Regions from separate parts of the Homo sapiens genome. Here region 1 is linked to region 2. A link is an interaction called in ENCODE POLR2A ChIA-PET data of the cell type or tissue named here. Cell type or tissue: B cell. All regions are shown on one strand. Each heading gives the region's core, and the rest is flanking DNA. Links, peaks and the distances in the headings are about the cores only.

Region 1 (4,277 bases), core at 233-4,232, 71 kb after region 2:
GCAGAAACTCACAAAATAGTCACTGAATGAATGCATACGCGCCCACCTCACACATACCTGCTTCCCTGACCTCTCCAGACTCCACCAGGTCAGCTTATCACACACTGCCATAGAGCTCTCCTTGATAAGCACTTGCCAGAGTTATAACTTTATTCAAATCATCATGCAGACAAACAGCACATGTCACCCCTCACCCACAATCGCAGAGGACTCCAGGAAACCTCCCTGAGGGCAGGGGCTTTGTCCGATCTTGCTCACCGCTGGTTCCTGGGTTTGAATCCCAGCTGTGCTGCACACTAGCTGTATGACCATACCAGTTAACCTTTTGGAGCCTCAGTTTTCTCATCTGTAAAATGGGAATGACCACCATATCTAGGATCATGCACATAAATAATGGCCACAGGGCATGGCGAAGAGTAGGCAATTATCTGCTGTCAGTCAGGAGGTATTATTAGTCAGTGCTAGACAACTATTTGTTGAAAGAAGAAAAGAGCTACCTATAGGAGGGCTCATCTCAAAGGATCTGCCATTCCTGTCTGACAGATGAAGATGCAGAAAGCCGTGCGGGCCATGCGGGCACGGGAGGCAGTTAGGTTGAGGCAAGTGTCCTGCCTTCCAGTTTGGGGCTCTTTTATTAGGATCCTAGAATGACGCATTATTACAACTCTCAAAGGTACCTGGGCCAGGTGCAGTGGCTCAAGCCTGTAAATCCAGCACTCTGCGAGGCCAAGGCAGTGGACCACTTGAGGCCAGCCTGGCCAACATGGCAAAACCCCTTCTCTACTAAAAATATAAAATATAGCCGGGCATGGTGACACATGCCTGTAGTCCCAGCTCTTCAAGAGGCTGAGGCACAAGAATCTCTTGAACCTAGGAGGCAGAGGTTTCAGTAAGCAGAGATCATGCCACTGCACTCCAGCCTGGGTGACAGAGCGAGACTCTGTCACAAAAAAAAAAAAAAAAAAAACCAAGGTACCTAGTCCACCCTACACTGCCCTCTCCCACCCCTGGTGATGACAGATGCTCCAATCTGCTCTGTTGCCTCCCTGTCAGATCATCTAGACATCACCTGCACACTGCTATCAACAGGAACACCACTGTATGGAAGGAGGGAGCCTGGACTTGGGGTGAGGTAGGCCTGGGCTCAAATACAGCAATGCCATTTCCAACCTGCACAACCTTGGGTGACGTATTCAACGTCTCTGTGAGGCAGTTTCCTCACATGCAAAAAGGGAAGATGGTCATTAACAACCCTCCCTCCTTGGCCAGGCGCAGTGGCTCACGTCTCTATAACCAGCACTTTGGGAGGCTGGGGTGGGAGGATCACTTGAGGCTGGGAGTTCAAGACCAGCCTGGGCAACATAGCCAGACCTTGTCTCTACAAAAATTACAAAAATTAGCAAGGCATGGTGGCACATACCTGTGGTCCCAGCTACTCAGGAGGCTGAGGAAGGAGGATCGCGTGAGCCTGGGGAGGTCAAGGCTGCAGTGAGTCATGTTCGCATCACTGTACTCTGGGCGACAGAGTGATGAGACCTTGTCTTCAAAAAAAAACTTACCCTCCCTCTGAAGGAAGTTGAGATGACACAGAATTAACAACTATAACCACAACTGCGGCCAACATCCGAGTGCACTGAGCGCTCCTGGTGTGCCAGACTCCTGCTAATAATACATGTATCTACTCTCCTGCAATGGCTCTGCCAGGCAGTTGCTATAATTATCTCCATCTTACACATGAGCAAACGGAGGCAGGAAGTGGTTATGTAACTTCACAGCTGGTGGGTGGCAAAGCCGGACCGGAACCCAGGCAGGCTGGCAACAGTCCACGCGTGCTCCTCCATCACACCACTGACGTGCTAGAGGAGGAAGATGGTGCTGGAGGAAGGGCCTGCCTAAGGCTGAGGCCGGCAGACCTCCTGCTGACTCCCCTGCCTCCACCGCCATTCCCAGCCCTGGGCCCTGGGCAGTGTACAGTGCTGCCTGGGCTCATGAGATGTCCCAGTCTGGGCCAGGTGTGGTGGCTCACACCCGTAATACCAGCACTTTGGGAGGCTGAGACAGGTGAATCGCTTGAGGTCAGGAGTTTGAGACTAGCCTGGCCAACATGGTGAAACCCTGTCTCTACTAAAAATATGAAAATTAAAATTAGCCGGGCATGGTGGTGAGCGCCTGTAATCCCAGATACTGGGGAGGCTGAGGCAGGAGAATCACTTGAACCCGGGAGGCAGAGGTTGCAGTGAGCCGAGATTGTGCCACTGCACTCCAGCTTGGGCGATGGAGTGAGACTCTGTCTCAAAAACAACAACAACAACAAAAACAACAATAACAAGAAGTCCCAGTCTGACTGCTCCCCAGGCCAGGCTTGGTGACTTTCCACCAGCCACAACGGCCTCCCTTCTGTGCCAAGAACAGTCTGGCTCCTTCCCACCTCAGGGCCTCTGCACCTGCCAATCCCCCTGCCTAGACCACTCTTCCCTCAAACATATCCATAGCTGGGTAAAAGTTTGCCTTCTGTGCTTCAGGTGCCCACTCAGATGTCACTTCAGACCATAAGTAACCTACCTCGCCCCCTACCTGGTGCCACTCTCTATCTCCCTACCCGACTTTACTTTTCTTCATGATTACTGCCTGGTGTTACACAGTTACATCTTTTTTGTTTGTATTTGTCTAGCATCTGTCTCTCCCGCCAGACTTTTAAGCTCCACAAGAGCAAGGACAGTATCGTCTGAGTTGTTCCCTACTGTGTCCCCAAGGCCAAGAACAGTGTCTGGTCCTTCCCAGCTCTGCTGATTTCCTGCTGTGTGATCCTGGAGCAAATGGTTTCATTTCACCCCTTGTGCCTCAGTTTTCGAACCTATGAAATGGGGACAATAACAACGTCTATCTCATAAAGTTGTTGAGAACATTCAAATCCATACCAAGAATGAGAAATAACATACCAAGTGCCTGGAATACTGCCTGGCACCGAGCAAACACTACATAAATGTCAGCTGCGAATATCATTAACACAGCAGGCCTCTACTGCATTCCCAATGGATGTACAGACAGACGCAGAACAGGCGCCCAGCAACCGTTTGCAGAAGTTACTACTCAAGAGTTATTAAGCAGTAACTCTGGCTCTGTCCTCCCTTACCAAGTGGCCCTGTTGAGCCCCTTCTCTGCTGCTTGCCTGGGTGTCCCATCTGTCACAAGAGGATCATCATGGCTAACATTTTCGGATTCTCACCATGTGCCAGGTGCTTGGTGTATGAGTTTCCTGTTACTGTTGTACAAATTAGCACAAACTTTGTGGCTAAAAACACAAATTTGGCCAGGCGCAGTGGCTCACGCCTGTAATCCCAGAACTTTGGGAGACTGAGGCAGGCGGATCACCTGAGGTAGGGAGTTCGAGACCAGCCTGACCAAAATGCAGAAACTCCGTCTCTACTAAAAATACAAAATTAGCCAGGCGTGGTGGCGCATGCCTGTAATCCCAGCTACTCAGGAGGCTGAGGCAGGAGAATTGCTTAAACCGGGGGGGCGGAGGTTGCAGTGAGCCGAGATCACACCACTGCACTCCAGCCTGGGCAAGAAGAGCGAAACTCCGTCTCAAAAAAACAAAAAAAAAACACACAAATTTAATATCTTACAGATCTGGAGGTCAAAAGTCTGAAACTCGGCCTTACAGGGCTAAAATCTAGATGCGGCAGGGCTGCATTCCTTCCTTCCGGGAGCACTAGAGGAGAACGTGTCTCCTTGCATCTTCGGCTTCTCGAGGCCACCTGCCTTCCTTGGCTCACAGTCCCTTCCTCGTCTTCAAAGCTGCTGAAAGCGCTGGCATCACTCCAGGCTCTGCTTGCATCTTCACAGCTCTGGTTCCAGCTCTCTTGCCTCCCTCTTTCCCTTATAAGGCCTCTGGGGGTTACGTGAGGCCCACCAGATAATCCAGGGCACTCTCCCCATCTCAAGATCCTTAATTTAATCAAACCCACAGAGCTCCTTTGGCCATTAAAATATTTCCAGGTTCTGGGGATGAGGACATGAACATCTTTTGAGCACCACTGTTCTGTCCACCACACTTGGCTAAGCATGGGCCGGGCATCACTGAAGCCTCAAAACCACTTTAAATAGAAGGGTCTGTTACGACTCCAGTTTCACAGATGGGGAAACTGAGGCTCAGACAGGTTTAATCAATAGCTTACATGGCACACAAGCTAATAACTAGCAGAGTACTTCGGACGCAACTGCCTGACTGCAAAGCACTGTCCAATACCACCACTGTTCTCAACTCCTTTCTT
Region 2 (6,293 bases), core at 2,207-6,206:
GCTGGGCATAGTGGCACGTGCCTGCAGTCCCAGCTACTGTGGAGGCTGACGTGGAAGGATCGCTTGAACCCCGGAGGTCAAGGTTGCAGGGAGCTGAGATTGTGCCACTGCGCTCCAGTCTGGGCGACAGAGTGACAGCCTGTCTCAAAAAAAATAAGTAAAACAAAAAAACAAAAAACCCACCGTGCTGGTGGCTATGTAGGAAACCCAGATGCCCTCACATGATACTGGGGGTGTTCTACTGGAACAAGCTTTATGGAGGGCAACTTGGCTTTTTTAAAAAAAATCTGAATGACAAATGCATAAACCATGGAGCCCCAATTCCAATTCTAGAAATTCAGCGGATGGATACACTCATACACATGCAAAGTGATCTGAGTTCAAGGTGATTCCCTGCAGTGCCATCTGTGCTAGCAAAAGCCTGGAGACCACCTAAATGCCCATCAGAAGGGGACAAGGTAAATGAACCATGGCTTATGCACTCCATAGACCATTTTTTTTTTTTTTGAGTTGGAGTCTCACTCTGTTGCCCAGGCTGGAGTGCAGTAGCACAATCTCGGCTCATTGCAACCTCCGCCTCCTGGGTTCAAGCGATTCTTCTGCCTCAGCCTCACGAGTAGCTGGGATTACAGGCATGTGCCACCACGCCAGGCTAATTTTTGTATTTTTAGTAGAGATGGGGTTTCACCATATTGGCCAGGCTGGTCTCGAACTCCTGACTTCAAGTGATCCACCTGCCTCGGCCTCCCAAAGTGCTGGGATTACAGGCGTGAGCCACCGCACCCAAGTGACTCTAAGGACAATTCTGCAGTGTAGAACAAGAGGAAGATGCATCCTACATCCAGGTAGAACATAATATCCAAAAAAGAAAAGAAAAAAAACAGAACATAATATCCAAGAGAAAACCAAGGCCAGGTGTGGTAGCGTGCACCTGTAGTCCCAGCTACTCAGGAGGCTGAGGTGGGAGGATCACTTGAGCCCAGGAGGTTGACCCTGCAGTGAGCCATGATCATGCCACTGCACTCCAGCCTGGGCGACAGTGAGATCTATCTCTTAAAGTTTTTTTTTTTTTTTTTTTAAGCGAGTACAGAACAGCATAGAATAAACTAGGTATGCATAAAAGAGGGAGAAAGTACATACATGACTAGCTGTGTCAACACAGAATATCTCTGGGGAACACATGGGAAATTGGTAACCCTGGTGGCCCTCAGGAAGTGAACAGCGTAGGAGGGGGAACAAGAGCCGCAGAGTCTTCTCTGAATATCCTCCCACACCATGTGAATTTTGAACGAGGAGAATGTTAACTTTTTAAAAGCAAATAAACATGACAACTAAATGCAACCTGTGTTCCTGAGCCAAGAAAAAAAAAGTTTGTTTTTTTTTGTGAATTTTTTGCTAGAAAAAACACTGGTGGGGCCAGGAACAGTGGCTCATGCCTGTAATCCCAGCACTCTGGAAGGCCGAGGCAGGCAGATCACCTGAGGTCAGGAGTTCGAGACCAGCCTGGCCAACATGGTGAAACCCCGTCTCTACTAAAAATACAAAAATAAGCTGGGCGTGGTGGTGGGCACCTGTAATTCCAGCTACTCGGGAGTCTGAGGCAGGAGAATCACTTGAACCAGGGAGGCAGTGGTTGCAGTGAGCCGAGATCACACCACTGCACTCCAGCCTGAGCGGCAGAGCAAGACTCTGCCAAAAAGGAAAAAAAAAAAGAAAGAGCAAGAGAGAGAAAAAGGAAGGAAGGAAGGAAGGAAGGGAAGGAGGAAGGGAGGGAGGGAGGGAAAAACATTGGTGGAACAACTGACAAAATACAAATAAGGTCTGTGGATTCTAATAGTGTTGTCTCAGTGGTAGTTTCCTGAAATCGATCATTGAACTGTGGTTGTGTAAGAGAATGGGCTTGACATTAGGTAGTAAATTTAGGAATATTTAGGGGTTAAGGGGAATCATGGGTAAGAAAATAATGGGCCAGGCATGAAGGCTCACACCTGTAATCCTAGCACTTTGGGAGGTCCAGGGAAGGCAGATCACTTTAGCTCAGGAATTTGAGACCAGACTGGGGCAATATAGTGAGACCCCATGTCTACAAAGAATACAAAAATTAGCCTGGCGCATGTCTGTAATCCCAGCTACTTGGGGGGCTGAGGCAGGAGAATCGCTTGAGTCTGGGAGGTAGAGGCTGCAGTGAGCCAAGATCGCACCATTACACTCCACTCCAGCCTGGGCGACAGAGCGAGACTGTCTCAAAAATTGAAAACTAAAAAAAATAAAAACTCTGGGAGTTGAGAAATGTTAGCTCCACTTCACAGAGAAGAAACTGAGGCTCAAATCCCCGTGCTTTACTTGACTTTTTCCTTCCTTCCAGCCACATTCCCAGCACTTCCTAGCTGGGAGATATTAGATACTTGGCACTGAGGAACCAAGTGGGCAGGTCAGACCCCAGCTTTGTCTGCAGGGCACTTATGTTGTAGGAACTGCATAAGCCATCAGCAGGCCATAGAAACAGGCCGGTTCGGGTTCAAATCCCAGCTCTGCCACTTCCTGGGTGCATGACGTAGGCAAGTCATTTCTCTTCTCAAGCGAGGTGTCCTCTCTGTAAAGTGGGTAACATCTCACTGCCCTTCCTGGGTTGTTGCAAGGATTAAATGAGTGACCTCCTGCAATGCATGTAGAAGCATGCATGGCCCCCAGGTGAGATCCAGGAGCTAAGCAATGATCCACATTGGTGGGTACAGGGTGCACCTGGGCTTAGAGGCCTTCTGTGCACAGGGGCCAACAAGTCAGGTGACAACTCCATAGGACTGGACATGGCGTCCCACCAAATATTTTCATATATGCAATTTACTAATAAGGGTAATTGCTATCCTAAGTCACGTTGCCTGGCAACACAGCTGACACCTACCTTCATCAGGTTTCCAGGGGAAGCAGCCAGAAAGTTAATTTCCCATACAGAAGAACATCTGCTAACCCTTCACCCAAATAATAACGGAACCTGCTTGTGAGGGTTCTTCCCAAGAAAAAATGAAATTTTATATATTAGGTTGAGCCAGGGGAATTGCCAGTATACGACTGTTTCTTGCCTCCAAATATTAGCAATTCCATAAGATTCAAAGTGATAAAATGGTTTAGAACAGACCCTGACCTATATTAAGTGCTTTAAAATTAGTGTTATTAATATTGATTAATAAATAACAAGATTTTTTTTTTTTAAGATGGAGTCTCGCTCTGTTGCCCAGGCTGTCATGCAGTGGTGCGACCTTAGCTCACCGAAACCTCCATCTCCTGGGTTCAAACTATTCTCCTGCCTCAGCCTCCCGAGTAACTGGGATTATAGGCACGCACCAGCACACCCAGCTAATTTTTTTTTTTTTTTTGAGACAAGGTCTCGCTCTGTTGCCCAGGCTGGAGTGCAGTGGCATGATCTCAGCTCACTGCAACCTCCGCCTCCCAGGTTCAAGCAATTCTCCTGCCAAAGCCTCCTGAGTAGCTGGGACTAGGCTAATTTGTTGTATTTTTAGTAGAGACAGGGTTTCACCATGTTAGCCAGGCTGGTCTCGATCTCCTGACCTTATGACCTGCCTGCCTCTGCCTCCCAAAGTGCTAGGATTACCAGCGTGAGCCACTGCACCTGGCCGTTTTTTTTTTTTTGTTTTTTTTTTTTTTGAGACAGAGTCTCGCTCTGTCACCCAGGCTGGAGAGCAGTGGCATGATCTCGGCTCACTGCAACCTCCGCCTTCCGGGTTCAAGCGATTCTTCTGTCTCAGCCTCCCAAGTAGCTGTGACTACAGGCATGCACCACACCCGGCTAATTTTTGTATTTTTAGTAGAGACGGGGTTTCACCATGTTGGCCAGGCTGGTCTCGAACTCCTGACCTCGTGCTCCGCCTGTCTCCGCCTCCCAAAGTGCTGGGATTACAGGTGTGAGCCACCGCGCCCAGCCAATTTTTTGTATTTTTAGTAGAGATGGGGTTTCACCAAGTTGGCCAGGCTGGTCTTGAACTCCTGTCCTCAAGGGATCCACCCACCTCGGCCTCTCAAAGTGCTGGATTACAGGCATGAGCTGACGCACACTGTTATTATTTATTTATTTTTAAGACAAAGTCTCACTCTGTCGCCCAGGTCTGGAACTCCTGACCTCAGGTGATCCATCTGCCTCAGCCTCCCAAAATGCTGGGGTTACAGGCATGAGCCACCAAGCCCAGCCCACACACTGGTATTCTTAACAGTATTGCTTAAACTGCAGGATGGCTTGAGCCTGGGAGGCAGATCGTGTCACTGCACTCTGGCCTGGGTGACAGAGCCAGACCCTATCTCAAAAAAAAAAAAAAAAAAAGGAAAAAAGAACCTAAGTTCTGAAAACAGAGTACCTGGGTTCAAATCCCAGCTCTGCCACATACTAGCTGGTTAAACAACTTAACCTCTCTTGGTGTTTTTGCCTATAACATGGAAACAAGAACCTAGCTCACAGATTTGTTGCAAAGACAAATCAGTAAGCCAATCAGCATGAAGCATTTGTAACCATGCCTTGCACACTATAATGACTCAATAAAACCATTGTTATTATTATTGCTATTGTTAATGTTATTATTATTATTATTGTAAAGTCATTAAAAATGAGGCAACTGTAAATGTATCAATGTAAAACAATCTCCAAGATAGAGTTAAGTTAAAAAATAAAAACCAGTGGGCCAGGCACAGTGGCTCACACCTGTAATCCCAGCACTTTGGGAGGCCAAGGTGGGCAGATCACCTGAGGTCAGGAGTTCGAGACCAGCCTGGCCAACATGGCAAAACCCCATCTCTACTAAAAATACAAAAATTAGCCAGGCTTGGTGGCGCATGCCTGTAATCCCAGCTACTCAGGAGGCTGAGGCTGGAGAATCGCTTGAACCCAGGAGGCGGAGGTTGCAGTGAGTTGAGATCGCACCATTGCACTCCAGCCTGGCAATAAGAGTGAAACTCTGTCTCAGAATAAATAAATAAATAAATAAATAAATAAATAAATAAAATAAAAGCCAGTGAGACCCTATCTCTACAAATTGGACCCATGCGCGGTGGCTCATGCCTGTAATCCCAGCAATTTGGGAGGCTAAAACAAGAGGACCATTTGAGCCTAAGGGTTCAAGACCAGCTTGGGCAAAAGGAAGACCCCAACTCTACAAAAATAACTTCAAAAATCAGCTGTGTATGGTGGTGTGTGGTGCATGCCTGTGGTCCCAGCTACTCAAGGAGGATCACCTGAGCCTGGGAGGTTGAGGCTGCAGTGAGCTGTGATCCCACCATTGCACTCTAGCCTGGGCAACAGAGTGAGACTCTGTCAAAAAAAAAAAGCTAGAAGAGGACTTGAAATGTTCTCAACACACAGAAATGATAAATACTTGAGGTGATAGATACCCCAATACCCTGACTTATTACACATTCTATGCATGTAATAGCATATGTACCCCATAAATATGTCCCAAATATATCATTTTTAAAAAGAAAAGCCAACTAGTAGCTAATATACACATTTTTCAGAAGGACAGGTTGAATATCCCTTCTCCAAAATACTTGGGACCAGAAGGGTTTCAGATTTGGGATTTTTTTTCAGATTTTGGAATATTTGGGTTGAGCATCCCTAACCTAAAACTCTGAAACCCAAACTGCTCCAATGTGCATTTCCTTGGAGTATCATGTAGGCACTCAAAGAGTTTCAGATTTTTGAGCATTTTGGATTAGGGATTTTTTTTGTTTGTTTTTTGAGACAAAGTCTCACTCTGTCGCCTAGGCTGGAGTACAGTGGCATAATCTCGGCTCACTGCAACCTCTGCCTTCTCAGGTTCAAGTAATTCTCGTGCCTCAGCCCTGCATCACCATGCCTGGCTAATTTTTGTATTTTTAGTAGAGATGGGGTTTCACCATATTGGCCAGGCTGGTCTCGAACTCCTGACCTCAGGTCATCCGCTTGCCTTGGCCTCCCAAAGTGCTGGGATTACAGGCATGAGCCACCATGCTGGGCGCCTGTTTTAACTATAAATGAGCTGCCCCCCCACCACCCCCGCAGTTTTAAGGAAGTCTAGAAGGATTCTCAAAACACAAGTAGCTGCGTTACTTCTGAGAAGGGGAGACCTTATTAAAATATGCTGTTTGGTTGCTTTTAAAATCTACTCCTGGGTGCACATGTTCCCATTTCGCCAGGGCAGGGGTGGGTGTTACACAGAAAAAAAATAACAATAATAAAGCTGGAGTCATAGGAATAACCCTTGGCCAACCTTCCCTATCCCCCACCGGCCCCATACAGAAAATCAGAGTGG

The links. ChIA-PET counts read pairs that join two places held together with the same protein. Peaks named below come from ENCODE experiments on the same cell type or tissue, not always from the same donor. Only the 100,000 strongest peaks of a DNase experiment are listed, where the experiment ranks them.
Region 1: POLR2A ChIA-PET joins it to region 2 with 6 read pairs; 7 of 35 experiments call an interaction of 5 or more read pairs at or near these places.

The regions. Positions count from the first base shown.
Region 1 is chr19:43,561,199-43,565,475 of GRCh38, forward strand. The region is part of intron 2 of XRCC1 (X-ray repair cross complementing 1); the gene reads right to left. Among named protein-coding and RNA genes, the nearest start is that of XRCC1, 12 kb to the right of the region's middle. RefSeq lists an enhancer at 1,887-2,387. In B cell, for the core only: no CTCF peak of the experiment used is centred there; DNase peaks (open chromatin) are centred at 1,233, 1,743, 2,713, 3,073 and 2 weaker places; H3K4me3 peaks cover 896 bases; H3K27ac peaks cover 4,000 bases.
Region 2 is chr19:43,488,311-43,494,603 of GRCh38, forward strand. All of the region lies in intron 9 of PHLDB3 (pleckstrin homology like domain family B member 3), which reads right to left. Among named protein-coding and RNA genes, the nearest start is that of PHLDB3, 13 kb to the right of the region's middle. In B cell, for the core only: no CTCF peak of the experiment used is centred there; no DNase peak of the experiment used is centred there.